Linked DNA regions of Homo sapiens: region 2 is linked to region 1. The links are chromatin contacts, found by Hi-C in ENCODE. All regions are on one chromosome and are shown on one strand. Each heading gives the region's core, a stretch centred on a gene start or an enhancer-like site at or near the end of the contact. The rest is flanking DNA. Distances are from core to core; before and after follow the strand shown. Region 1 has its middle 160 kb from the start of GDF10. Region 2 has its middle 120 kb from the start of GDF10.

Region 1 (7,172 bases), core at 1,385-3,884:
TAACTTTTGAGCAGAGGGCCCACATTTTGATTTTGCACTAGGCTGTGCATAGCATATTATGTAGTCAGTACTGTAAGGGGCACTGACCATTAGCCTTTTTTCCTGATTGGCAGATGGAGAAACTGAGGTTTATAGAGCTGCCATCTTCCTGCAATGGGGAAGCAGCAGAAGTGGGGAAGTAGCAGAACCAGGTGAGGGCCAGTTTGGCTGACCATCTTTTTATTGTGCATAGAGGTGGCCTAGTGCCATATTTGAATTTTTGAGAAATGCGTAAGTAATTTCCACAGTTTCCTTGATGTCCTCACTAGTAGAGCCCCTTTCTGGGGTTCCTGCTGTGGGTTTTTTGAGGCCTTTTTTCCAACAGCTATGGACTTCTCAGTACTTCCCACCTAGGAGTGAGGCTCCGGGACTGGCCAGCACCCAACCTGCTGAGTTATGGTCAGCTGGTCCTGGGGAGGGGAGAGGATGGAGCCAGCTGACCTACCCACTGGGGTGGTGAGTCGAGCCTGGATTCTAAGGCCTGCACTCAGGCTGCCATCCTGGGTGCCCAGAGCTGCTGCTATACCCACACATCGGGGCTAGGACCTGGGCTGCATGATCCACTCTACCAGGCCCATGCTTATGGTGAGGGCTGGCAGAGACCCTCTGCTCTCCCTGACTGTCCATTCCTAGAGCCTCTTCTCAGTCCCACACCCAGAGACCTCTTCAGGGCAGCATTTATGAGGGCAATTTCATTTCACAGTGGGCCACCCCAAAGGAGTGACATTTACGGTGAGTTCCAGGCCAGATGAAGGAAAGGCCCCCTCCCACCATGGTTGCATAGCCAAAGCACAGCATCCCCACTGGGTAGCTGTGCAGCTGCTGCTTGCGTGGAGCTACTGAGGGGACAGCCTTCCCCCAGAACAGCCCATCCCACTCAGGGCAGCTCTGAATGTGAGACAGGCCTTCCTTGCTGTGCTGGTCTTCTGATATCAGGTTGGCTGGCCAGGACTACGTTTCCTGGTGCTCACCATCAGCTGTTTATGGTTAGAGTCAGCCACACAGAAAAGTCTTGGGAGATTGGAAAGTCGATGGGGAAATAGCAGCACACACCTATTGTTGCTGGTCTGGCGATTCACCCCAGTGGCATGAAGCCACAGCCAGGCCACCTTCTCTGCCTCCTGGCCCAGGTGCATGTGTTTAACCCTGTGAGGGAGAGTCCCTGCTTCTGCAGGACACCCTTGTCACCATGGTCAGAGGCAACAAGCATGGGCATGGTCTCCGCCATCCCTCCTGCTTGCGGGTTCCAACTTGCTCACGCTCTTCCCTTCCTGATGGCCTACTTCATAGACTTCAATCTCCAGCATCAGCTGTGGGGACCATAACCTTGCAGAGACCACTTAACAAAACCACCCCCAGGACGACGTTAGCTCAATGCCCAACAACAAATCATCTATCTCTTACTGGGTCTGCTTCTCTTGGTAAATCCCAGTTGATGCACTCAGATTACACTGAACTTGAGTTCCTTTTGAATGGTCCCTGTGGGCCCCAACTTGAGCTCTGGGTGTCATAAGGAAGAAGCCTGTCCTCCCTCCACATCAGCACCTCAGATATCACCAGGCAGCAGCACCTCCCACTGTGTTTGCTCGTCTCCAGGTCAGAAACCCCTGATACCTTCAGGTGGCCTGGAGAGTAGAGCCCTTGCCATAGTGGATGCTCTGGTGTCCAGTCCTGGCTTCACAGCAGAACACCTGGAAGTGAGCTTCAGGGTCCAGGTGAGGTCTTTACTTTCTGAGGTCCTCATCACTGACCCTTCTGCAGGGCTCAGTCACAAGTGTCAAGGCCTCCTAGTTCCTGCCTCTTTTCTTTCCTTTCTCTTTCTTTATCTCTCTCTTTCTTTCATTGTTCTCCTTCCTTCCTTCCCTTCCTTCTTTTTCTCTTTCTTTCCTTGTCTATTTCTCTCTTTCTCTCTTTTTCTTTCTTTCCTTTCTCCTGACTGCAGGAGAGAGAGTACAACCACAGGAGAAAGCTAACCCACCCTGGATTTGTTTGGTTTTCTTCCCAGAGACTCAACACCAAGCCAGGCTGGAGCTCCCCTTTCTTGTTATTGCCCATCAGGCATCTCAGGCTTGGCAGGCTGTCTGCTGGCCTCAGCACTGCAGCTTCCATGGACTCCAGCTGCAATGAGATTGCCAAGGCCTGGAAGTGACACTGCTTCACTTAGCAGCCCCGTTCCCCAAGCCCCTTGCACTCAAGGCGGACACAGAGTGGAGCTACATTAGGTGGCTGAAGTTTTTCGCATGATTCTCTGTGGTTAACTGGCTTCTGGAGTCACTGAACATTCCAGGACCCTCACCCCCTGGTCCCATGGTTCAGGGCTCTGGCAGGGGTAAAGAGAGGACTAGAAGTTGACTCTCTTTTTGTCTGTTTCTTCACTGCTCCCGTCCGAGACCTGAGGTTCTTTCCAGTGGCTTCGCTTATCTTCCCAGGGAAGTGATTCAGCCCCCAATTCAGGCCCTTTCATTACAATAAAAAGTCAGTGAGACTAATTCCTTAGATTCTATATTCCCACAAAAGCTAACTAACCTCCAAAACTCTGGGCAACATGAGCAGAATGCCAGCAGACCCCACCTCACCCTTGGTCCAGCCTGACTCCTTAGCTGTAGGGTTCCTGGCCACGTATGCACACTATTTACACTTGATAAGCATCCTCCCACTCCTTAGTCCTATTATTTTATTGATTCTCATATCTTGGAACAAAGACCTCTTTCAAGACAGACAGTCCCAAGGAATCTCAGACATTTTGGGGGGCCCAGAAGAGAATGATTCAGAGGAGACTGAAGGCTTAAGGGTTGACTCATGGATGTTTAGTATTGCTACAGACACTGATCTTAGGTCAGGCACTGCTGGGAGCTTCATTCGGGCTGACAGCGGCATTTATGAGAGCAAATGTCTGTCCCTGCGCAATTTCTGTGGGGATAGTTGCAGTCAGGTCTACAGGATTTGCTTAAAAATTTCCAAGACCTGGGTGTGTCTGACAGCCTGGACCTCAACCTCAAAAAGGAACTAGCTCCTCTCTGATTTCCTTGGGACACCTGGGAGCAAGCACAGGAGCCCATGGAGCCACGGAGAGTGTCACTTCAAGCGCCTCCTGGGAGCTCTTGCAGATGCCAAGTGCTCTGCCCTTCCCCATTACCTGTGATTTCAAGTGGGCTTAGAGATTCTCCAAGATGTGAGATGAAAGGCCAAGAAACTAATTCCTCTGACTTCTTCAGAGAACCGCACAGTCTCTTGAGGTAAGATCTTCATGGAAGGCTGGGGATCTGGGATCTGGGAAGCCGTGAAGTCAGCATCCACTAATACGGGGCTTCTCCTGGAATCTGCCCCATGACCAGGGAATCAGGTGCGAGAACAGGCAGGTGACCACTTCTCCTCTTGGCCCCGCCAGGCCACCCGGGTTCCAGGGGACAGCAGGGTAGTAGCCCTGATTCTCCTTCCTTCCCCATCACCTCTCCTGTGTCTCTCCCCAAAATCCCCAGCCTTGGCCCTTCTGGAAGAGGAGCTAAGGATGTCCGAAGCTGACACCTCCCCCAGCCCCATGACCACACTTGGTTTGTTCCCTCACGTATCCAGAAAAAAAATGTTTTACTTAGCTTCTTCGCTCCACCACCCCCACCCGCCCCCACCAACCAGTGGCTCTCTCTTTATGAGGGCATAGTTTTTTTTTTTTGGAAAAATCTAGGTTTGAATTCAAGTTCTTCAATCTGCTAAGTAGGTGCCTTTCACAAGTAAATGATACCTTTGTGCTTTAATTAGATGAAGAAAATCAGAGCCGTGAGGATGATGATAAAGGTACTTAGAAGAGACCAGGCACAATGGGGGTATGTTGTATATATATGACTCCCTTCCTTCCATGTTTGTCCAGCTAGTTCAAGCACAATTGCTCAGTGACTGTCTCCTCATGCCCCTGATCAGGGCACTTCTCTCCTGGAGACAGAGGGGGGCTGGGACTCAGTGATCCCAAGCTGCCTGCTCACAGCCTCTTGCGTCCAGGACCCAAGCCCCACTGAAGTGCCCTTCCAAGGAGGCCATCAAAACAAACAACACAGCTCCTAAAGCAACTCTCTCATGAGCTGCTTGAGTTCCAAAAACAGCCTACCATGTTTCATAGGAAGGTTTATTCTGTAATGCAAGTTTGAGTAACACAACAGCCTCTCCCACCCCACACTGCTGTAGCTTATAATAAAAACTCAGGGATTTAAAAAAAAATTGGGTTGACATATTGCTATTCCTGACCCAACAAATAAATAACTAAATAAATAAAAAGAGAGAGAGAAAGAAAGAGAAAATACAAGTGCAATTATTACCTAAGCTCAGGAGAAAGTCTGCAACTGTGTTTCTGAGTTAGCAGAATTTCTGGGTCATGATGTTTGTGGTCAGAGGGCACCCAGGGCCTCTGCAGGGCACGTCAAGCACTTTTCTGTGCCCTTGACTTCAATGAAAGAGAAAAAGGCAATAAAGACCAGGAAGAGGTATGGTCAGATGCAGACGCCAGACACTGGGATGGCGTTTACAGCTGAACAGGCCCAGCAGGAGGAAATGAGGCCTGGGATCTAGCGTGTGTAGCTGCGGGTAAGTGACAGCCCGCCTCAGGCCCTCGGTAAAAGGAGTCTCTGTGACCCAGGTGTGTCCGGAGTTGGTTCCTGCCAGTAGGTTCGTGATCTCGCTGACTTCAAGAATGAAGCCGCGGGCTAGGCGCAGTGGCTCACATCTATAATCACAGCACTTTGGGAGGCCGAGGCGGGCGGATCATGAGGCCAGGAGTTCGAGACCAGCCTGTCCAACATGGCGAAACCCCGTCTCTACTAAAAATACAAAAATTAGCCAGGCGTCATGGTAGGTGCCTGTAACCCCAGCTACTCAGAAGGCTGAGGCAGGAGAATCGCTTGAACCCAGGAAGCAGAAGTTGCAGTGAGCCGAGATCACACCACTGCACCACTCCTGCCTGGGTGACAAGAGCAAGACTCCATCTAAAAAAAAAAAAAAAAAAAAAATGAAGCCGCAGACCTGCAGACCTTGCCCGTGTCACAGCTCTTAAACATGGCGTGGACCCAAAGAGTGAGCAGTAGCAAGGTTTATTGTGAAGATCTAAAACAAGGTTCCCACAGCCTGGAAGGGGACCCCAACAGTTGCCTCTGCTGGCTGGGGGGTGGCCAGCTTTTATTCCCTTATTGTCCCCTCCCATGTTTCATTTATGTCCTATCAGAGTGCCCTTTTTTCAATCCTCCCCATGATTGGCTACTTTTAGAATCCTGCTGATTGGTGCATTTTACAGAGCACTCATTGGTGCGTTTTACAATCCTCTTGTAAGACAGGAAAGTTCCTGATTGGTGCGTTTTACAATCCTCTTGTAAGACGGGAAAGTTCCCCAAGTCCCCACTGGACCCAGGAAGTCCAGCTGGCCTCACCTCTCACTGGCAAAAACTGAGAGCAAGGATCTGCAGCCTTTCTTTCCTGTGTCCTACCCAGAAACATTTCCCACTGGGGAGAGCAGGGCCAGATACTACCCTGGCGTCTGCCTGTTTTTCCTGCCTCCTATCCCCTAGTGAGACTTGTGAGTCTCCAGCCAGGATAAGAACGGAAAGTAAATTACACAGGGCTTGACACCTAGCAAGTACTTGAGAAATGTCTGTGACAATAGCAACTCATGTGTGGATTTGATTTGAGCACAGGCCAGGCTCTGCTCCTGGTGCCCTACATACATTAACTTGGTTCACCTCACTGTGTTCCTGTGAGGCCGGCAGTGTGGTTATCTCCATTTTACAGATGAGGCAACTGAGGCACAGAGCCATGAGTGGGCTCGAACTCAAATGTTGGCTTCTAGCATCTATGCATTGGCCATCGAGTGGCTTGTCCTCTCAGGCTCTGCAATCCCTTCCTCTCCTGGAACCTGGAGTCAGAGCAGAGGGAGCCCCAGCCTGGAAGACTTGGGAAAAGGCCTTTCAGGGCAGGATGCCATGAGCTGTGGGAGGGTTTGAAGATGCAAGGATGTGGCGCATTTTAAACCTGACATATTTCATGTTTGAAATTCTCCCCTGACACTCTCCAGATGCAGGAAGCCGTTGAAGTACACATGATTCAAAGCCATCTCAGGTGAATAATGTGATAATAAAACAGAAGGGAGTGAGGGTTAAGTGCTATGGGACATTTTACCTGCAGTGTGAGAGCCAAGCTGCACATCAGCTTCCATCACCAGGAATTTGGGAGGCCCTGCTGAGGTTAGCTGCTGGCCATCTGCACTTGCTAGACAGTTTTATCTTTGCGATGTCAAGACACGAAAGACAGGGCAGGCAAAGAAGGCAGACTTCGCATAGAACAGGAGAGCTGTGAAACTGTATGACTCTGACAGTGCCTTGGAAGAGGGCATAGTTGCTAAACAATACCCCACAAATAATAATTCCCTTTTCAATTCTCAACCAATGAGAATCCCAGATTGCCCTGGTGGTCTGGGCACTTGATCCCCAGCTACTCAGCCTGACTCACTAAGCATGTCTGAGGGCCAAAGGGCCACTCTTAGCTGCCAGAATTGGGCCAATAAGTGACCAAGCCACTGCTCAGCAGGCTCGGGGGTCTGCACCTGTATCTTCAGTGTCAGGAGCAAGAAGGACTTGTTTTCATGGGGGTCCTCCATGCGTCGTCAGGCACATGCCATGGGGCAGGAGCTGCCGAGTTGTTGCTGCCCAGACTCAACTGAGGCCACAAACCTCGCTAAACCTCAGTTTCCTCATTTGCCAAGTGAGACAGTGATGACTCCCCAAAGGGCTGCTCTGGGAGAATGGACTGGCAGGAGGTGGGAGGCCAGGTGGTTGGTGCCCTGGAGATGGAGGAAGTAGACAAGGAGGGAACGGAGAGATGGCAGAGATTCTCTGTCATCAGGGTTTAGGAGTCTTTACTGCTGATGGGGGATGGGCCCAGGCTGAAAAGCAGCTCATCTGAGGTCCACAGAGGCACCAACATCCATGAGCAGGTGCAGAGGTCAGGGACCAGGGGCTTCCCTGGCATCTTGCTGTACCGCATCTTGTGCCCAACCCATTCCAGACTCACAATTTCACCACCTGCTACGTCCTCCAAACCCACTCACCTCACTTTGTGTTCACCACCTCCATCTTGCCCAAATCCATCCCGTCTTGGGC
Region 2 (7,172 bases), core at 1,243-3,742, 46 kb after region 1:
GCAGCTTCGAAACAGCCCAAGGAGAAAACTTAAATCTGGCCCTGGTGCACTTTAATTGCTCTGTTCATTCAAAATAAAAATGCACATCAATGTTAGCGCTCTCCCGTCTCCCAGGCTGCCGTCCGAGGGCTGGAGGAGGAAGCCCCACTTCCTCGCAGGCCCTGCTAGAGATTGACTCCAGGAAGGCCGCTCTTCCATCCCCCTGGCATGTTTTGCTTCTGGAGGTCCCGCCAGTGGCTAACAGAACCCCTATTCACACCACCTCCAAGGAGTTACAGAGCATTTCACTATTGCATGCACAGGCTCCCATAAATCAGGTTTACAAAGAGTTATTTTCTTAAAGACAGATTCCTTTAAATTCCATTTCCTTCTCTTTCGCCCATGCCCAACCCCCATATCCTTGTGATTGAACCAAAGGCTCTGTGGCCAAGCTTTTCTTGGATCGTGTGAATCAAGATCAATAAATATCCATGCTGCAGCATGACTAGCCCGGCGCCTCACTGTGCTCTGGGATAAGGGCCCGGGTTGTGTGCGGCCGTGTGGCCCTGGCATGGGCCTGCCCTGCTGCTATACACGTCTGTGTTGAGTGCGGGCCCCCGGGTCCCCAGCTCCCAGAGAGGAAAGACCCTTCCTGGGGGAAAACTAACCTAGAAGTCACCCTCCTGGGGGTGTTACCTGTCTCAGGGGTTGGGTATCCAGGGTGGATTTTCAGGCCATGTGATCCACAGTTTGATTTCGAGTGGCTCATGAGCTGCTGCAGGCAGATGAGTTCTTCAACACCAGCACTGTTATTGAAAAAGTCAAGAGAAGACTGTGCTCCCTGTCTCCCCTTCCTCGCTCCCTGTCCTCTCTTTAACCCGCTCCAATGAGGTGTTCACTCTTACTGTCCCACCAAAAGTGCTGCCATCTTGTCAAACCCAAGGGTCCTCATCTGACTCAATGCCTCAGCAACGTTTTTTAGTCAATCGCTCCATCCTTTCCAAGCACTCTCATTGTGTTTCCACAGAACCACGGAAGACCACAGGGGTCTGCCTGTCTTCATCTCCCTGGCTGGCTCCTTCTCTCCTTCCTGACTCGTTAATGTGGGGGACCAAGGGCTCAGCCCTCAGATCCCACCCTTCATGCACGTGTGCCACCTAGGCATTTGGGCCTGTGGCTTCGAACACCATCTATGCTACTGCTATCCCTAAATTTATCATTTCAGCCCCAGCCTTTCCACATAGACCCAGTTCAGGTCACCATTCAAATATCCATTTGGAGTCTCAAACTCAGTATGAAGGTCACTCTAGGTGCAGTCCCCACATTGCAACACACACCTACTCAAAATATACTCCTCTCTATGCACATACTTTGCTTTCTTTTCTTCCCACAAACTGAAGTTGATTTTTTAAAATTTATTTACTTGTTCCTTGTCAGTCTTCTCTGCTAGATCATGAGCTCTACAAGGAAACAGGATTATATTTAATTTTGCCTTTGTAGTCCTAAGAACTATCCACTCCACTCAACCACTTGCTGGGTATTTAGTAACTGAATGAATAAAATAACACTGACTTTTGTAATGTGAATGTGATTCTCTTTCTAGTTCTCTTTAGATTCCCAAAGGCATGTCTGTAACACTGCTCTAACACATGATAATTTCACTGTTTAACAAAGAGAGAACAGTTTCAATCTGAGAAACTTGGCAAAACAGTGTCCTGCTAGAATTTAATAAACTTGCTTTATTTTCATTGTATTTTAAAATATAGTTCCCTTCTACTTATGGCAAGTATTAATAGTTTCCTATTTATACTTGTGGTATAAAGTTTCCTTTTAAATTCTATTTATGTAGGCAGTATGAGTGGATCAATTTAAAGAAAATATTAAGTAAATTATAAATGGCTGGACATTGGCACTGGATGGCTGAGGGTAGGGAAACACTGCATGGATCTTCAAGTGTCTGGGAGTGAAGGACCAGATATCTTGAGCCAGACAGGTTTTGGACTCAAATAGTAAGAGCCTAATTCATTTAACAAGGACCAGCTCATCTGCACTATTTCAAGTTAGAAAGCATATGGAGGTTGACCAACTGCCTCCCTTGCCAAACAGCTGTCCAAGCCTAGGTAGACATGTAAATATTTGAAGAGGCTTGGATGGGGGTTCGCCGCACTCAGAGGACATAGTTCACACAAGAAAGAGTTTCTCTTCACCCTCCCATCTCACCAGGTGCCCTGTGGGCACACATCTGGCCTCCAGGTGTCCCCCATGTGGGCAGACCCTGGACCTAGAGGGCTTGGTGGCTGGACTTGTCCCATGACATCCCCACCCCATTTCTCACATAGGGAGTCTGGCCAGGAGACTCTGACATAATCAAAGTCTAGCAGCAGAGAAGTTATCCTCGGAACCTGGCACCGCTGGGCCTCCCCAACCCACCACCTGGGCAGAGGGAGCTGACAAAGGCTGCAGTTCCCTGTCCTCACTCCTTACACATTCGTTCCAGATGCCCAGAGATCTGGAGCACACTGCCGTGATGAAACCCAGTTGCAAGAGTCAGCACCGGTCCCTCCGTCCATTTGCCTACAGCTCTGAAGGTACGGCTGGCTGTATGTGGCAAACAGAGCAGCCACGACCACAAACTGCCGGGACTTCACAATTGGCTTTGTAGTTTTGCTGAGGGACTGTCCAGGTTTGGAGAAGTCCTAGCCTATCACAGGTTATATTTCCCAGGCTTCTTTCATTACACAGGGCTCTGCAGCCAAAGAAGACCTCACATTTCTGAGTCATGAAATCCTGTCAGGACGGGTACATGACGTTCCAGTAAGGCTGAAGGAATCAACTCAACATGCAAAGCACAGCCTCTCCCTGGAGCCAAGGAGCCAGGGGCAAACTGGGGCAGCACCTCTGTGGTTGGAGGGCAGAGGGCCTCACACAGAGGAGTCAGGGTGAGGGACAAAATTGGAGGCAGAGCGGTCCCCAGGGAGTGCACAATGAGGCGGATGCCACATGAGCAGGCCCAGAACAATTTTGGTGCCAAGGAACAGGCACCTCTTAAACAGGCCCCACCCTAGAGCAGAGCCCAGCAATGAAATACAACGAAAATAAAGCCTTTGGAGGTGCAGGTGCAGGACAAGCCACAAGAAGAGGAAAGAACACAGAAAGTGCTCCCAGCACCTGAGGTGCCATGTCTTCTAAACTCACTGGCAGTGCAGTGGCCCACCACCCTCAGAGAGAGCCACCTGCCCTTCCCAGGGATGGGCACCAGGCAGCTGGATCATCCCTCAGTATGTTTTATCTCCAGTCAGTGGGTAAGTCTGCCTATAGGCCTTGGCCTTGTTTTATGCCTCTTTGGGCTCACCACTTGTGCCTAATGCCAGATGCATATTGAGTCTTGGGTGATGAACCGGCAGGACTTAACTAGGGAAACCCCCTTGGGCCACTCCCTAAGCTACTGCAGGCTACAGAACTAGATATTCAAAGGGAGCAAATTGCTCTGCCCACACCCCTACTGGGGCTGGGTTGGACCGTTTGGTGACAGGTGGCGTAACCATCCTGCAGAGGCCTCCCCTGCTCTCCAGCAAATGTGGACTTTCCAGGTCCTCACTTCAGAGGGAAAGGATTACTTCTTTGACCTCATGGCTCTGCAGCATCCTCAAGTGGTGCAGCTGGAAAACCAGGGCCAGAGGCTGCAGAGGGGTGACAGATGTCACCACTTCGCTATGCTGGAGTCAGATGGCTGCAGAGGCCAACACCTCTCTGACCACCAGCCAACCCCCTGTGTCTGGGTTACTTTGCCTGGAGGGGGCCACATCGAGGTGCCCCAGGGACACGACCTGGGGCCCAGAATACATCTTGCTGCCTGAGATAGGGTTGCACAGGGCCACCTTGGGCACCAGAGAAGCTATGGACTGTAACACACAGGGCAAAGCATGGGCTACAGCCCTGGACTGTGTCCTGGGTGAAGTAACAGCTGCGGGCCCTTGCCCTCTTGCATGCCATTCTCACGCTCATAGTGGGGAGGACGACCCGGTCTCCTGAGTGGACAGCACCTCATCTGGTGCCCAGTAGTGCCTGGCCCAGGTCCCCGGATCTGAGTGCTTGTGTGCAGGTCTCACCGGGGGCCATGAGCCCAACTGTGCTGCAGCCTCCACCCCTGAGATCGGCTATTCTTGCTGTGTTGGCAATCTTGGGTCTTTCCTGAACCCCAGCCAGGGCCCCGACCCCTGTCCTGCCCCTACCTGCCCCTCTCTCCAGGGATACTGTTTCCATCACCACCTGGTTACTGCTTCTTCTAGGCAGGCCACACCCACTCCAGAGGTGCAGGGCTCTGAGCCCTGCTGCACCTTAACTCCTTTCCCGCCTGGGCCCCTCCCCACCTTCCTCTCTGCGCTTTGGCACACTTTCTCCTGCTACACCTTGCAGCTCTCTTGCCGCTCACCTTCAGCTTGGTAACTTGCAGCGACAGTCAGGAATCACTGTTTTCACAGAGGTTTATGCATTTACATAACCTACAAGGGTGAAGCTTGGGCTCACTCACTCTCAAAGAGCATCTGCTGAGCTAGGTAGTTTCTGTAACTCAGATTTATTAAGGTATAATTTTACATACATAACATTTGTCCTTTTAGATGTACTCTTCTATGAATTATGGCAAATATATATAGCCATGTAATCACCACCATAATCAAGATACAGAGTATTTCCACCTATTATATTTGGAATAATATTTCATCATCTATGTCCATATAGAATATTTCCTGAACATGCCCCACTGTAGTCAAACCTCTCCCCTAACCTGAATCTCCCTGTTTCTATAGTATTGCCTTCCTCAGAATGTCATATAAATAGAATCAGACAGTGTGTTGTTTTTGTGACTGGCTTCTTTCACTTAGCATAATGCATGTGAGATCTGGCCGTGCTACTGTGTGGAATCAGTAGTCCTTTCCTTTTTATTGATAAATAGAATTTCATTGTATGATGTACCATGATTTGTTTATTCATTCATGGAATCTGCGTGGATTCCAGCTTTTGGTAATTATAAACGAAGCTGCTATAAACATTTGTGAGCATTTGTATGGAGTCATGTTTTGCATTCTCTTGGGTGACACCTAGGAGTGGGGTTGCTGGGTTGTATGGCTAGTGCGTGGCTCACTCTACAATGACCTTCCCACCACTGCCAGAGTGCTCACCATGGTGGCTGTGCTGTTTCCCCTTCCACCCACAGTGTGGGAGAGCGCCAACTGCTCCACATCCTCACCAGCCGTTGGTATGGTCAGGATTCCTGTTTAGTCTTTCTGACATGTCTATTGTGTGTGCTGGGTATTTTAGTCTTTTAATGTATTCATTCTATAGTTGGGTCTCAATTCTGTTAATTTTATGAGAAAATGGAAACCTCCCAATATATACACCCCAAGAAACAAAGTGACAATTATCAGTGTATTCCAAAGTGGCCGTTTGACAGGATGGGTGCTTTCGCAATTGCGTTTTGTGTCAGTGGAAGCTCGTGGCTAAGGAACAGAGGCTTGGTCGTTAGATGGACCCAGATGGAACTCCATGCAAAGACCTGCTCACAAATGTTTATGGCAGCTTTGTTCATAATTTCCAAACACTGGAACCCACATGGATGTCCATGAGTAAATAAGCAAATTATGGTACATCAAACAATAAAATGCTACTCATCAATAAAAAGAAAATAACTACTGATCCATACAGCAGTATGGCTGAATCTCAAATGCATTATGCTGAGTGAAAGAATCCAGTCACAAAGACTGCCTGCCGTATCTTCTCTGTCTCTTCTCATGGGCTGTGTGGGACCTTGGAGCAGTTATGCAGCCTTTGCATGGCACCTTCCCTGTCCATCCAATGTGGAGAACTATCTTGACCTCAAAAGTAGACATGCAATTGGGAGTTGACCCTGATGGGTGCCACCCTGACTGTCTTTGCAGTGGTAATAGCGGTGTCACCTTGAGGCTGCCGTGTGGACTAATGTGACCATGGGCAGAAAGGTGACCCTAAGGTGCAAAGTTCTGAACAAACATACATGATGGCTGGGGCTGGGAAGCAGGCAGGAGACAGTCATGAGAGCAGGAGGAGATGGGACCCGAGAGAAGGGAGGCGTTTAGAGCAACCATGTGCTAGGAACTGCCTGGGAGTGAATGAACCACAGAGAAGCGGCAGTGTCCGCAAGCGTGCACCATGCAACATGTCTAAAGGCAGAGGCAAGGATGGCTGCAGAGGTGAAGCAGAAAGGTCCTTTTCACTCAGCAGCCTTGCAGAGCTTCATTGAGCAGAGCTCAAGGGGATGTGTCCCCCTCATCTGGCCACTTTGTTGCTGGCCCTTTGCTTTGTCACCATGTGGCACTCTCTCTTTCTGTCTCACACCTGCCCCCTTCTTTCTCTCTTTCTCATCTGAACTCTAAAGTGCATATACACCCCACTCACCTGAGCAGGGTGCCCAAGTGAAGGGGGTGGTTTGCTAGAACCCTTGCCCACACTAGATGCTGCATCCATTCCTCCACGTTTGTACGTATTGCAGGGATACCTGGTTTGAACTGCTGACCTCATATCTTTACCGTGACCTCGGTGGGCCAGAGATGCAGGCAGCTGGCCATGAAGACGCACTTCCCCGAGGAAGAGGAGACAGGCTCACCCGCTGCAGGGCAGTCCCACAGCCTGCCTGCAATGGAGCCTTCAAGAATACAAACACTTCTAGAACAAGTTATCAGGAACATGGCATGGTTGGGCCTTCTCTGAACGGGCCCCAGGTGAAGTGGGCCTGGTCAGACACCATCTGGCCAGACATCACCTCTTCTGAGAGCCTTGGCCTCTGAGAGAGGCCTTGAGCTGAGGCAGGAGGGCCAGTGTGTGGGGCCACAGCAAGGGGACCCCCTGTGTGGCCACTATAGAGGGAAACCACGATGGATCACTGGCTTCTCCTTCATCTTCTAAATGCATGTCTTCTGAACACCTACTGTGTGTCAGGTGCTCTGACAGAAAGATGATCTCTATCCTCAGGGTAAGCCATCTGATAAGGGAGAAACATCTGCCAACACCCTCAGCCACAGCGTCACTGGGCTCAAGGGCCACAAAGGAGGCAAAAGCCTGCAGGGAAGTGAGGCAGGGGTGGCGTCTCCTCCTCAGAGGACCAGGCAAGGGTTTCACAGTGGCAAGGCAGAAGTTGGGGGGTGGGGAAGAGGAGGTAG

What was found. A loop is a pair of places that touch in the nucleus more often than their neighbours do.
Region 2: a map of CD14-positive monocyte shows a loop between it and region 1 (1.8-fold over the local background). The contact joins two enhancer-like sites. A Hi-C loop is called at or near these places in 2 of 168 maps with a recorded cell type or tissue (CD14-positive monocyte and astrocyte of the cerebellum).

The regions. Positions count from the first base shown.
Region 1 is chr10:47,134,882-47,142,053 of GRCh38, forward strand. No RefSeq gene overlaps it. Among named protein-coding and RNA genes, the nearest start is that of GDF10, 160 kb to the right of the region's middle. RefSeq lists an enhancer at 2,290-3,489. Within about 2 kb of position 2,635, at least 3 of the 41 ENCODE cell types and tissues checked have a DNase peak (open chromatin) inside an H3K27ac peak, as active enhancers do.
Region 2 is chr10:47,181,064-47,188,235 of GRCh38, forward strand. No RefSeq gene overlaps it. Among named protein-coding and RNA genes, the nearest start is that of GDF10, 120 kb to the right of the region's middle. Within about 2 kb of position 2,493, at least 3 of the 41 ENCODE cell types and tissues checked have a DNase peak (open chromatin) inside an H3K27ac peak, as active enhancers do.